Linked DNA regions of Homo sapiens: regions 1 and 2 are each linked to region 3. The links are chromatin loops, found by intact Hi-C in ENCODE. Cell type or tissue: endothelial cell of umbilical vein. All regions are shown on one strand. Region 1 overlaps FAM107B (family with sequence similarity 107 member B). Region 2 overlaps FAM107B (family with sequence similarity 107 member B). Region 3 has its middle 8.3 kb from the start of FAM107B.

Region 1 (4,000 bases), 200 kb before region 3:
GCACAATTGGAACCAAACATTTACAGTAGTATTCTGTGGCATTAGAATTCTAACAGTGCAAACACATCTTTGTACTTTATTTTTTTCTATCTATAAAACAGGAATAAGGCTACTTACTACAAAATGAAAGAAGATTGCAAGTCCCAAAAACCGTTTTATTAGAAAAGTTGAGAATACCAATGAAAACCTAGTTAAGAACAGAAATGATTAGATCCCTGAATAGAGAAGGGGTATTTTAGATTAAATCTTCCCAGAGTATTTGGGATCAGTAATGTGTTGCCTCTATTAAACACGACGAAAAAACAGCAACACTGATTACAAGCAGAATGGAAAAAATACATAATAATGCATGGCTTTTTTGATCAATAATTGTTTCTTCATATTGTCAATGTATGCTTACAAAGAAGTTTCTCTATTCAAATGCTTCCATTCACTGACAGAACACTGCTTATGATGAAATCTTACAGAAAACATGCATGCCTTTTATGGCTGGATATGCCTCCTTGCCTCACAGGGCCCAACTGAGACAATATTCTAATTGCGTATTCTCGATGTGTACTTACAAAGGTGTTTCTCTGTCAAATCCTTCCATTCTCTGACAGAAAACAGTTTATGATACATCTTAAAGAAAGCATGCTCATATTTGCATTCTATTGCTGGATTTTTCTGCTTGGCCTCATGGGGCCCAATGGAGAAAGAATCATGTTCTAATAACGTATTCTCGATGTGTGCTTACCAAGGTGTTTCTCTGTCAAACTCTTCCGTTCACGGAAAGAAAACAGCTTCACGTGAATCTTTAAAAAAGCGAGCTTACGTTTGCCTTTTACAGCTACGTATATAAACTTGCATAGTACGAAGAAATAAAAAAAAATGTTCTAGTCTTAAAAATTGTTTCTTTTTAAAAACTGTATTTCCGAAGGTATACAGATCAATATCAGAGTGTTAGCCCCTGATTTTCAGGTTGAGATCCTGGGATTTCAGCTCCCAAGATGGCAGGAGAGGCCTTGTTCTCTAACGCTAATCTCAGCTCATTTCCAAGTGCCAAGCCTTGAAACTCAGATCTGTAAACCTCTGCTTATAACGTAACAACACAGGTCCACATTAATAACCATGATGAAGCAGGCCCAATGTTTTTAACCCCCAATGTGAACAAAAGTATTTACTTATAATCTAGTTTTCTGTGCATTCTCTAATACTGAAGTCGTTTCTCTTTAAGATAAACATTTTAGGACAGTTAATATTTCTGTAACTGCAGCCAGCCAGGAAATACATTGAGTTACACGAAGTTTTTTATTAAAGGTGGTATGGCTAATGCCACCTAAAAATGGCTCCCTTCCCCCAGTTCTTCCCAGTGGAACTTAGTCCTAAAGCTGACACCCATTTTCATGTTTAAATAAGAGCTTCACAGGGCTCTCAACCTCCACATCCAGAGCCAGGGCGTGCGGGTACAAAGCTTTCTTTCCATTTGGAAAAGTTCATTAAATGAAATGGTAACGAACTCCGCTTCCAAGCAGAATGAGCAACTACGCTAACATTTCTGTTAACTGCAAGCAGGTGCCAGCCTCCCTAATGACAGGAAGTTCCCTGAGGGCGAATATCCTGCACTTATCTGTGCCCTGGATGCTGGATCCTTCATTTGGAGTTGAACAAACATCAGTTGAATTAATACATTCCATAAACTCAATCCAGTCTCACTCATCTGTCTTCACTCTGCCAAACCTCTTTGAGTAATTTCCTCAACGTTAGAAATATAGTGAAGAAAAGTCTAGAATAAACAAGTTGCTTCCCTATCACGGAGGCACATTTCCTTCGGAGATTCTGAAATAACACTACTGGCTTATAAATATGACAAGCCTTCACTGGGGAAAAAAAAGAGATCCATCAGACTTGCCGAGAGAGGGGACCTTGCCAAATTGCTCACTTTCTGGTCCTGTTTATAGAGTGAGTGATAGCAGTCTTCATTTGCGACATATTTTCCGGAGTCCGGAAGCAGCTACTGGCCATTCAGAAGGCAAGAAGACCTCACCAACTGCACCCTCGGTCACAAGAAAGAATTATTTACTTGGGAATTCCTGTTCAGCAAAAGAAAAACAGAACTATTTAAGAAGAGATTAGAACAAGGAAGAATGGGGCAGAAGAGAAGTATGCATACCATTCCTGGCAAATCATTGTTGGGAACAAACAATGACGATCAAATTTTAATCTAAAGAATGCCGCAAGTTAGCTCACCTGTGGTTTATCACTACCCCAAGTACTGATTACTCAATCAGGGTCTCCAAAAAGTATAGCATGTTTTCGTTCAAACGCAAGCTAAAAATGACAGCCTTGTTCACACATTGTAAGACTTTACCTAAATTATAACGAAGAGAAAAAAAAGCTACACTCCTTTTCTATTAATATATACAAGCCTCTCAGGAAAATTCCCGGTGACAAACACCTAGAAAAAACCCATTCGTTGTATGAAGCACTCGGCTCAAGTCCATAAATTGATTTTCTAAGATGTTATCTTAATTTGCTTCTGAAATAATTACCAATTTGACATACCAATTGTGAAAATTAATTTTTTTAAATGTAAGCTTCTCCAAAGAAGGGTCGGCCAGCTAAGCATCATTTGGAAACACCCATACCAATTAGTAGAATTCCTTGAACAGAGGAAGGCACTAAGTCAATGAATGAAAACAAACTAAACTCTTTTGGAAACAGCAATGCTGAAGAAACCGTATATTCAATCTTCAGAAGCCAGTTACCCGGTTGCTGTAAAGCAGTGCATATCTAAACCCTCTATTGCAAAGTAACCAAAATCTCACAATTAGAATAAACAGAGGAAACCAGTGAGAGGGTCATCTCAAAACCGTTCCTACCTCTCTACCTGGCTGGTAACTGCCCTAAAATTGCAACCCTGGGCTTTATCAAGCAAAGAAATGGAAATTCTACTTAAGCAAATCCAGAAATTTCTGTTAGTTGCATTACCCAAGTAAAAGCACACAAGGGCAACAGAATTTCAAAACCAAGTTTGTTACTCAATACCCCATATTAGGAGATAAGAGGAGGATAAAACTGTTCTGTCATTCACTAGTTCCTTCCAAAAAAGATTTGGAGTGTGTTAAAAGTCATACATGTCTCATGCCTGTAATCCCAGCATTTGGGAGGCTGAGGACAGATCACTTGAGGTCAGGAGTTCGAGACCAGCCTGGCCAATACGGTGAAACCCCATCTCTACTAAAAATACAAAAATTAGCCAAGCATGATGGCAGGCACCTGCAGTCCCAGATACTTGGGAGGCTGAGGCAGAAGAATTGCTTGAACCCAGGAAGCAGAAGTTGCAGTGAGCTGAGATCATGCCATTACACTCCAGCATGTGTTACAGCAAGACTTCATTTCAAAAAAAAAAAAAAAGTCATACATTCAACTAGGTAAATAAAATAACATTAGAAAGCCAGGCTGGGTGCGGTGGCTCAAGCCTGTAATCCCAGCACTTTGGGAGGCCCAGGTGGGTGGATCATGAGGTCAGGAGATCAAGACCATCCTGGCTAATATGGTGAAACCCTGTCTCTACTAAAAATCCAAAAAAATTAGCTGGGCATGGTGGTGGGTGCCTGTAGCCCCAGCTACTTGGGAGGCTGAGACAGGAGAATGGCGTGAACCCAGGAGGTGGAGCTTGCAGTGAGCCGAGATCATGCCACTGCACTCCAGCCTGCACGACAGAGCAAGACTCCGTGCCAAAAAAAAAAGTAAGTAAGTCAAGGCCACCCTACAAAAGAAACAGCAAGTGGTACACACAAGGGCTAATATAATTTCCAGATCTCTGTATTAAGTGTGGTTTTGAGTTTCCTGGGGGCCAGGACCAAAAATAAAAAGGTACATACTATACATTCTTAGAAAAAAAAATAAGTATCCATCTTCTCAAGGAAAAGAAAAAATATCATGGTATGATTGTCTAAAAGAAGTTTTCCACATGGAATGTTACACAAGGAACAGCGCACTACAGCATGGACAAAAG
Region 2 (4,000 bases), 190 kb before region 3:
CCTGCCCATAGACTTGAAGCCTCTGCTCACCTTGGCCATGGCTATGGACTGAATATTTTTTCCTCCTCCACCATAAATTCATATTATTTAAGCCCTAATCCCAACGTGATGATATTTGGAAGTGGGGCTTAGGGGAAGTAATTAAGTCATAGAAGTGGAGCCCTCATGAATGGGATTAGTGCCCTTAGAAAAAGAGACACCAGGCAGATGATCTCCCTCTCCACCATGTGGGGATACAGCAAAAAGGTGGCCTTCTACAAAACACGAAGGGAGCCCTCACCAGACACCAAATCTGCCAGCATCTTTGATCTTGGAGTTCCCAACCTCCAGAACTGTGAGAAATAAATGCTGTTTAAGCCACCCCGTCTGTGGTATTTGTTACAGCAGCCCAAATGGATGAAGACAGCCATACCTTTGAGCCCAGGGTCGCTCCTCCACTCTCCAATTAGATCCCAGAGCTCCAGTATGGACCCTCTACCCCCACCAGGTTCCTAACCTGTCTCTGTATTCTACCACTGCTTATCAAACTAGGCTACATTTCAGGTGGAGAAGGCCCAAGAGGATGATATAGGTGAAACATTCACCCCAATCCTGGGACAAACTCTCTCTCATTGAGTCCTATGAGAATGGAATAGTCTCGCCCATCAGGTGAGAGTGTAAACAATCACGTATGACATCACATCACAACACCACCTTGGGGGAGCAGACACTAACCTCTGTTCACACCTGTGTACAGGCACTGTGCCAGGTGCTTTTCCTGCCTGATAATAGTCACACTGCAGAGATGAGAAAACTTGAACTCACCAAGATAAAAGCACTTACGACATGCCACCTAGGTCTATCTAGCAAAAAGTTCATCGTCCTTCTAATGCGCCAGTGTCGGAACTAATAAATGACAACATACATCTGAAAAAAGCCTGAGGATAATGACAGTGTAAGACACAATGCAGGTACTCATGTATTTATTCTCATGTATTTATGCACAGAAATATATTCTCATATATTTATTTAGAAAGAACTCCCATATTTATCCAATCGCGGGAAGTTGCTTAGCCCTAGAAGTCAAAATGTGGACAACAGACACAGTCGACAAAGATAGTTCTCATACATTTAAATAAATGCCTAGGCTTATTTTCATGGTATGAACAACTATTTTTCATGTTTAATGTTTTTAAGACTTTCCATTAGTATGAATAAGAATTTGTCTTACACAAACATCCAAAAAAAGACAGTTTCTTTAGGATTACATATCTTAAACATTATTTTCTTTTCTGCTATAAAATCGTCACCACAACCCTAGCAACTAGGAAGTTTTGTTTCCTGTCCTTGTTTTTATTCTTTTGTGGTGGCAAGTGCCAGCATGTGGGGTAGGTAGGGTGAGGCAAGGTGGGTGACAGTAAAGGACACTGTGCTCAATTCGAAGCTACGGGAGGAGAGAGCTCTAGTCCTAGATTTGCACCAAGGAGCTTTGAGCTCTCAGTAATTCAGCAACCCTGGGCTGTCATTTCATCTATAAAATCAGAGGGTTAGGTGTTCTCCACAGCCTCCTCCTGCACTCAATCCTATGATAACTGCTGAAAACTCCAGCATGGGACAATTACCAGTGTGACACCCTTGAGAGAAATGGTGGGATGTATATTTAAAAAAGACTATCTAATGACTCACCCATGAGTAAAAAATAATTTACTTCCATTTTAAAATCCATATTAATCGACGTGACGTTAGTAGAGAGAGTGCCTAATGTCTGACAGCGCTTCTGAAGAGGATATAAATAGGCGGTTTTTGAAATTAGTCAGCCATGTGCTCACGTCCACCAAGAAGCACATGCAGGCAACATGCTCCAGGCTGTGCGTGCAAGCTGTTCTGTTTCCAGCACAAATGCAGAAAAGGGGAAAAAAGCAGTCCTGGTAGAGTCAGTCATCACATATTTCAGCTGTAAGTAGGAAACAGGAAGCTCACAAAGAATTGTAATTTAGAAGCATTTAAAACAAAACAAACAAACCTACTCCAGGCACAAATACCAGATAGCTGCAAAGCCAACTGTGGTATTTGATGACAAATTGTTTAAAGTCACCAGTGGGTCAGAGTACAAACCACGCCCACGTGAAAGTCTCCCTGGACGCTACCAGGGTCTACCCATTCTCCCCTCTCTGTAAGCCAGCTTCACACAGGTAAGTGGGTCCCATAAACCCCCGGAGGCACCCACATCTGGCTCTTTGTGGGCAGCGCAAGTAGAGAAAAAGACAGTCAACCAACCGTCCTGAGAAACAGGAGGCTGACACTCAGAAAATCAACATCAAACATCCTCTCCCATGCCACAGGGTGACTTCTCACCTCCACTCCTCCCCACCCATCACCCCACACACGCTGTCTCCCAAAAACACATCTGATCTTTATGAAATCTCAGCTTCAGAGCTCCCCAGGATGTTACTGTTACTGAAGGGGAGTGAAAAGGAGGAAGAAGAGAGAGAAGGAGGGCTCCAAACCCATCCCAAGTTGATTCCTTCATGATGTTTCCAAGAATTTAAAGAATAAGTGGTGAGGCTGGGCGCAGTGACTCACGCCTGTAATCCCAGCACTTTGGGAGGCCAAAGCAGGCAGATCACTTGAGGTCAGGAGTTCGAGACCAGCCTGGTCAACGTGGTGAAACCCCATCCTTACTAAAAATACAAAAATTAGCCGGGTGTGGTGGTGCATGCCGGTGGTCTCAGCTACTTGGGAGGCTGAGGCAGGAGAATCACTTGAGCCCAGGAGGTTGCAGTGAGCCGAGATAACATCACTGCACTACAGCCTAGGTGACACACCGAGACTGTCTCAAAAAAAAAAAAAGAAAAGAAAAAAAAGAGTAAGTGGTGACTTTTTAAAAGAATGGTCAAAGGAATTATTTTTAAAGCTGTAGGTTGGCATAGGACATTTATCAAAAGAAAGAAACTATCAGTTCAAACTTACCTAGACATCTTATAAGAGTCCTGAACCATCTATAATCTGAAAGCTTTTTCAAATACTAGTAAGCCAGGCACAATTACCAATTATTCAAATAACATTTATTATAGCTAGTGATTTCCACTGACTATATCTGCAATAATTAGAGCTGGTAGGTTTTTAAAAATATAGATTTTAAGAGTATATGGAAAGTCCTTGAAAGGCAATGTTTCTGGGCTGTTAGGAATAAGGCATTCCTTTAACACGAAATAATGAATTTTAAACAGTAATAATAATAACAAGGAAGAAATGAATGACTGAATGAATCAGAAGGCAGTACACCATAGGGTGAATAAGAGTACATTCTTGGGGGATGAGGGGCAAGGGGAGGGAAAGCATTAGGACAAATACCAAATGTATGCGGGGCTTAAAACCTAGATGACAGATTGATGGGTGCGCCAAACCACCGTGGCACATGTATACCTATGTAAGAATCCTGCATGTACTGCACATGTAGCCCAGAACATAAAGCAAAATTTAAAAATTTTAAAAATTAAAAAAAAGAAAAGCACATTCTTTGCAGTGAATATATCTCAGTCCTGGGTGATCCTGGGCAAGATATTCAATGTCTCTATGCCTCAACATCCTCCTCAGAAAATAAAACCAATTACAGTCCTAAATCACAGGGTTGTCATGAGGATCCAAAAATGATGCATGTAAGAAGCATTTAACATGTTCAAAAGAAACACTTAACGTACTAATGGTCCTTATTCCAGGATGAGTTTTGGTTCCAACTCTACAAATCATTAGCTGTGTGGTCTTGGGCAAGCAATTTAACACATCTAAGCGTTGGTTTATTCACCAAAAATGAAGAATCTTGATTAGATGACCTCTTCATTTCTATGGCTTCTCCAAGCTCAAGACCTCTCTGACAACAGAAGCAACATTTATGATTTCAAACTCTTCCACGTTTCTAGTTTTCACATCTTTCTTTTAGGACTTATTGGTCACAGCCATGATTTATATGAAATCAAGTGTTTGGTCAACAGCACGACTCCTCAGAATGAGACTGTGACTA
Region 3 (4,000 bases):
CATATAGAAGTATTACTTAATAGAATTTTTTTAATTTAAAAGGAATAAAGTCAACTTACATGGGGCAATATGAAAAATTGCCAGGAAATACTTTGAATGACAAAAGCAAATTGAAAAGTTAAGCACATGTGGATATCTAAAAATATACCCATATAAATATATACATGTATGTGCTTACTTTTATGTAGAAAAGCTTCAGAGGAATGTCCAAGAAGTCTTCTGCCTCCGGAGAGGGGACACTAAAGGTCTGATTTGGGAGGAAGATGCTTTTCATGGTATACCCTGTTGTACTGTTTGAATTTTGTTAACCATGTGCAAATACTAACTTTTCTATTAGAAAAAAATAGCATGGAAACATCCCAAGGTGACAAGGCACCAACATGCTCAGTTCTAGGTGAGGTCTCAGATGAAAATCAAGCATGTGGCACCAATGATCTCTCCAAAGGGGAGACCAGCAGAGCGGATCTCAGCCATTCAGTGCCTCCATCAGGATGCCTTAAGAAGATTTGTCATTTTCCATAGAGAGCGCATAGAGAAAGCACTATCACTGGGGCCCATGTCTTCAAACATCATTGATTGAGAACTCACTGCAGAGCAGGTTCTGAGTCAGGTGCTACTTGGAGTGAAATAAGCCAGGATCCTGCTCTCTTGGAGCCCAAAGGGCAGTAGAGCACATGAGTGAGTGTGGTGAGTGCAGTGAGGAAACCCGCTGGCTCCTGGAAATAAGATAATGACCCAAGTCAGGAAGCCCGGCTGATCTTGCATCCCCTTGTTTCCTGAGTCTCACTTTCTCTGTGGGGATCCCGCTAATCGCTTCTGCCACAGTGGCCTCGGGAGGCACTGCCCTCTGCCTTAAAAATCCAGCCCAAGAAAAGGGACACAACTGCCCCTTCTGCACAATTCAGCGGATAATCATCTTTGGTGCATGACCAGACTTTGCTGATTACAAAAGGCAATTATGCCTCTCTAAAAAAAAGTTTTCTTTTTGACTGTTTGCTGGGTAACATCATTGTCGGTGCCCCAAAGCCCCCAGGTTATTTGTCGCAGGGTCTTCCGGGGCTTCCGGTCTGCCGAGTTCCTGTTCAGCATCTGGGTAGCATGGACTGTCTTACCCCTGTCAAGCCCATCTAGATAGGCCGGGCGCGGTGGCTCACGCCTGTAATCCCAGCACTTTGGGAGGCCGAGGCGGGCGGATCACAAGGTCAGGAGATAGAGACCATCCTGGCTAACACAGTGAAAACCCGTCTCTACCAAAAATACAAAAAAAAAAAAAAAAAAAAAAAAATTAGCCGGGCATGGTGGCATATGCCTGTAGTCCCAGCTACTCGGGAGGCTGAGGCAGGAGAATCACTTGAACCTGGGAGGCGGAGCTTGCAGTGAGCCGAGATCGTGCTATTGGACTCCAGCCTGGGCGACAGAGTGAGACTCCGTCTCAAAAAAAAAAAAAAAAAAAGGCTCATCTAGATTCCTTAGAATCTAGGCTTAAGCGATAAGGCCCTGGGTTCCCTCGCTCTCCTAAGAGCCACCTTGCTAGTCATTTCCTGCCCCAAGATGATTAATGCTGAGAACATCCTCTGCCCTAAGGGAAGACCGACCTTTGCTCCCAGGCCTTAGCCTTGGTACCAGCAGGACAGCACGCACAACGGAGTTCAGGAGTCCCACATCAGTCCCTGAAAGTAACAGGAAGCATCATTTCTTTCTCAGTGTGGAGGAAGGAAGGTCACCTAACCAAGACAGGAGGGGCAGAGGAAGGGGCAGGAAACAGATCTGGGGTATAAGACCCAGAAACACAGCAGTGGTTGTAGATAAGGCCAGGATCAGTGCCATTGTCTGATTTCACATCCTCTCCCTTCCCCTATATTTACACTCATGCACTGCGTAACAATGTTTCAGTGAACAAGGGCCCGCATACATGGCAGTGGTCCCATAAGATAATAATACTGTATTTTAGGTTTCGATACACAAATACTTACTTGTGTTAAAACTGCCTGTAGTATTCAGTATAGTCACATGCTGTCCAGGTTTGTAGCCTAGGAGCAATGGGCTATACCCTATACCCCAGGTGTGCTGTGGACTCTACCATCCATGCGATATTTGTACAGTGAAATTGCCTAATTTTACGTCTTTCAGAATGTATCCCTGTCGTTAACCAGCACATGACTATATTTTTAAATCAAAGTGAACTTAAAATGGGGATTCACTTCCATTTTTTTGGTAAGGATTTTTTTTTTTTTTTTTTTTGAGATGGAGTCTGGCTCTGTCACCCAGGCTGGAGTGCAGTGGCACAATCTCGGCTCACTGCAACCTCTGCCTCCTGGGTTCAAGCGATCCCCTGCCTCAGCCTCCCATGTAGGTGGAATTACAGGCACCCGCCACCATGCCTGGCTAATTTTTGCATTTTTAGTAGAGACAGGGTTTTGCCATGTTGACCAGGCTGGTCTCGAACTCCTGACCTCAGGTGATCTACCCACCTCAGCCTCCCAAAGTGCTGGGATTACAGGCATGAGCCACCACACCCAGCCTTTGGTAAGAATTTCTCCAACATTTCTGAGGTCAGTGAAAATGCCCTAATTGTGTTGCAAAACTAGATTTGACTGTCATCGGGTTTGCCTGGAAGCAAGACTGCCCTGCCTTCACAATCTGGAATTCTCTTTACTCCTCTTTTTAATCCTCACACTGAATTCCCAGCTGATTACAAAATTATCTTCCTTCAGGAAAAAGAAATCAAAAGCTTTTCTGCTTTCTACCCAAAAGTACCGCTGAAATGTAAAGGGCTGGTGAATCAGGTAGCCTAAGAAAAATACACCTTTCCTGTCTGATGCTCAGCAATGCCCCAAGCTTCAGGACTCTACTGACATCATTATCACTTCTTTTTTTTTTTTTTTTTTTTTTTTTTTGAGGCAGAATCTTGCTTTTTTGCCCAGGCTGGAGTACAGTAGCACACTTTTGGCTCACTGCAACCTCCGCCTTCCAGGCTCAAGCAATTCTCCTGCCTCAGCCTCCTGAGTAGCTGGGATTACAGGTGCCCACCATCACGCCCAGCTAATTTTTGTATTTTTATTAGAGATGGGGTTTCACCATGTTGGCCAAGCTGGTTTTGAACTCCTGTCCTCAAATGATCTGCCTGCCTCAGCCTCCCAAAGTGCTGGGATTACAGGTGTGAGCCACCATGCCCGGCCATAGACATCATTATCACTTCTACTAATACTTCAGAGGAAATACTGATCAGGTTCCTATTTAGCTTCCTTCAATGGACCCTTGTCCTTTGGGTGGATTCAGAGACCCCCAGATATGCCCACTCCCCATCTCCTGTCACTATTCTTCTTGGCCCACAGCCTGCATTCGGGGGGGTGTTCAGCCTCCTGGGGTGGCCGGAAGAACAGGCAGCCAAAGTCGAGGCCATCCCTGGAGAGTTAATAAAGCCAGATAGAATTCTATCCTTGGGAAGGTGGCTAGGCCATGTCATTGCACAATCAGTACGATGTCTTATCTGCAAATAGTGTCCAGCTGTCTACAAATTTTTGCCCCAGTTGTTTCAGAGTGAAAAAGCATCTGCCTTAAGCCACATGCCCTGTATCCTTTCCCAATAGCTGCCCCTTGGCAATGTGTTGTCCCATATTCACATCCCACCTGCCCTAGGACTTCCAGCCCATTGCATTCTTCATCCTCCCAGGGCCAAGTGTGCTAACCATCCTTGCCTTCCTGTGTGACACACTATGGGCAAGTGGTGACGAAGGAATGAAGAGAGCAGGTCCTATAGCAAGTTGCCCACAAATGAAAAATCTTCATACTGTATTAATCTTTAAAAGTAGATTATAAAGCATTATATATGATCTCATTTGTTAAAGAAAGAGCCATTAAATTTTAAAGAAAAAGTGAATATGATTCCTGATACAGGTCAAAGCACTAATCCAAGTTCTAAATGACTCACGAGTAGTAAGATAACTCCACTAAAATAACAGTGAAATCATTTAAAGGGTTTAAAATGATAATGACAATG

Evidence for each region. Peaks named below come from ENCODE experiments on the same cell type or tissue, not always from the same donor. Only the 100,000 strongest peaks of a DNase experiment are listed, where the experiment ranks them.
Region 1: it touches region 3 in a loop (14-fold over the local background); 1 of 110 quality-filtered maps calls a loop at or near these places.
Region 2: it touches region 3 in a loop (12-fold over the local background); 1 of 110 quality-filtered maps calls a loop at or near these places.

What each region holds. Positions count from the first base shown.
Region 1 is chr10:14,576,639-14,580,638 of GRCh38, forward strand. The region is part of intron 2 of FAM107B (family with sequence similarity 107 member B); the gene reads right to left. Among named protein-coding and RNA genes, the nearest start is that of MIR1265, 140 kb to the left of the region's middle. In endothelial cell of umbilical vein, no CTCF peak of the experiment used is centred here; a DNase peak (open chromatin) is centred at 1,883; H3K27ac peaks cover 4,000 bases.
Region 2 is chr10:14,586,358-14,590,357 of GRCh38, forward strand. All of the region lies in intron 2 of FAM107B (family with sequence similarity 107 member B), which reads right to left. Among named protein-coding and RNA genes, the nearest start is that of MIR1265, 150 kb to the left of the region's middle. RefSeq lists an enhancer at 1,921-2,120. In endothelial cell of umbilical vein, no CTCF peak of the experiment used is centred here; a DNase peak (open chromatin) is centred at 1,894; H3K27ac peaks cover 3,881 bases.
Region 3 is chr10:14,781,243-14,785,242 of GRCh38, forward strand. No RefSeq gene overlaps it. Among named protein-coding and RNA genes, the nearest start is that of FAM107B, 8.3 kb to the left of the region's middle. In endothelial cell of umbilical vein, no CTCF peak of the experiment used is centred here; DNase peaks (open chromatin) are centred at 679 and 1,719; H3K27ac peaks cover 2,624 bases.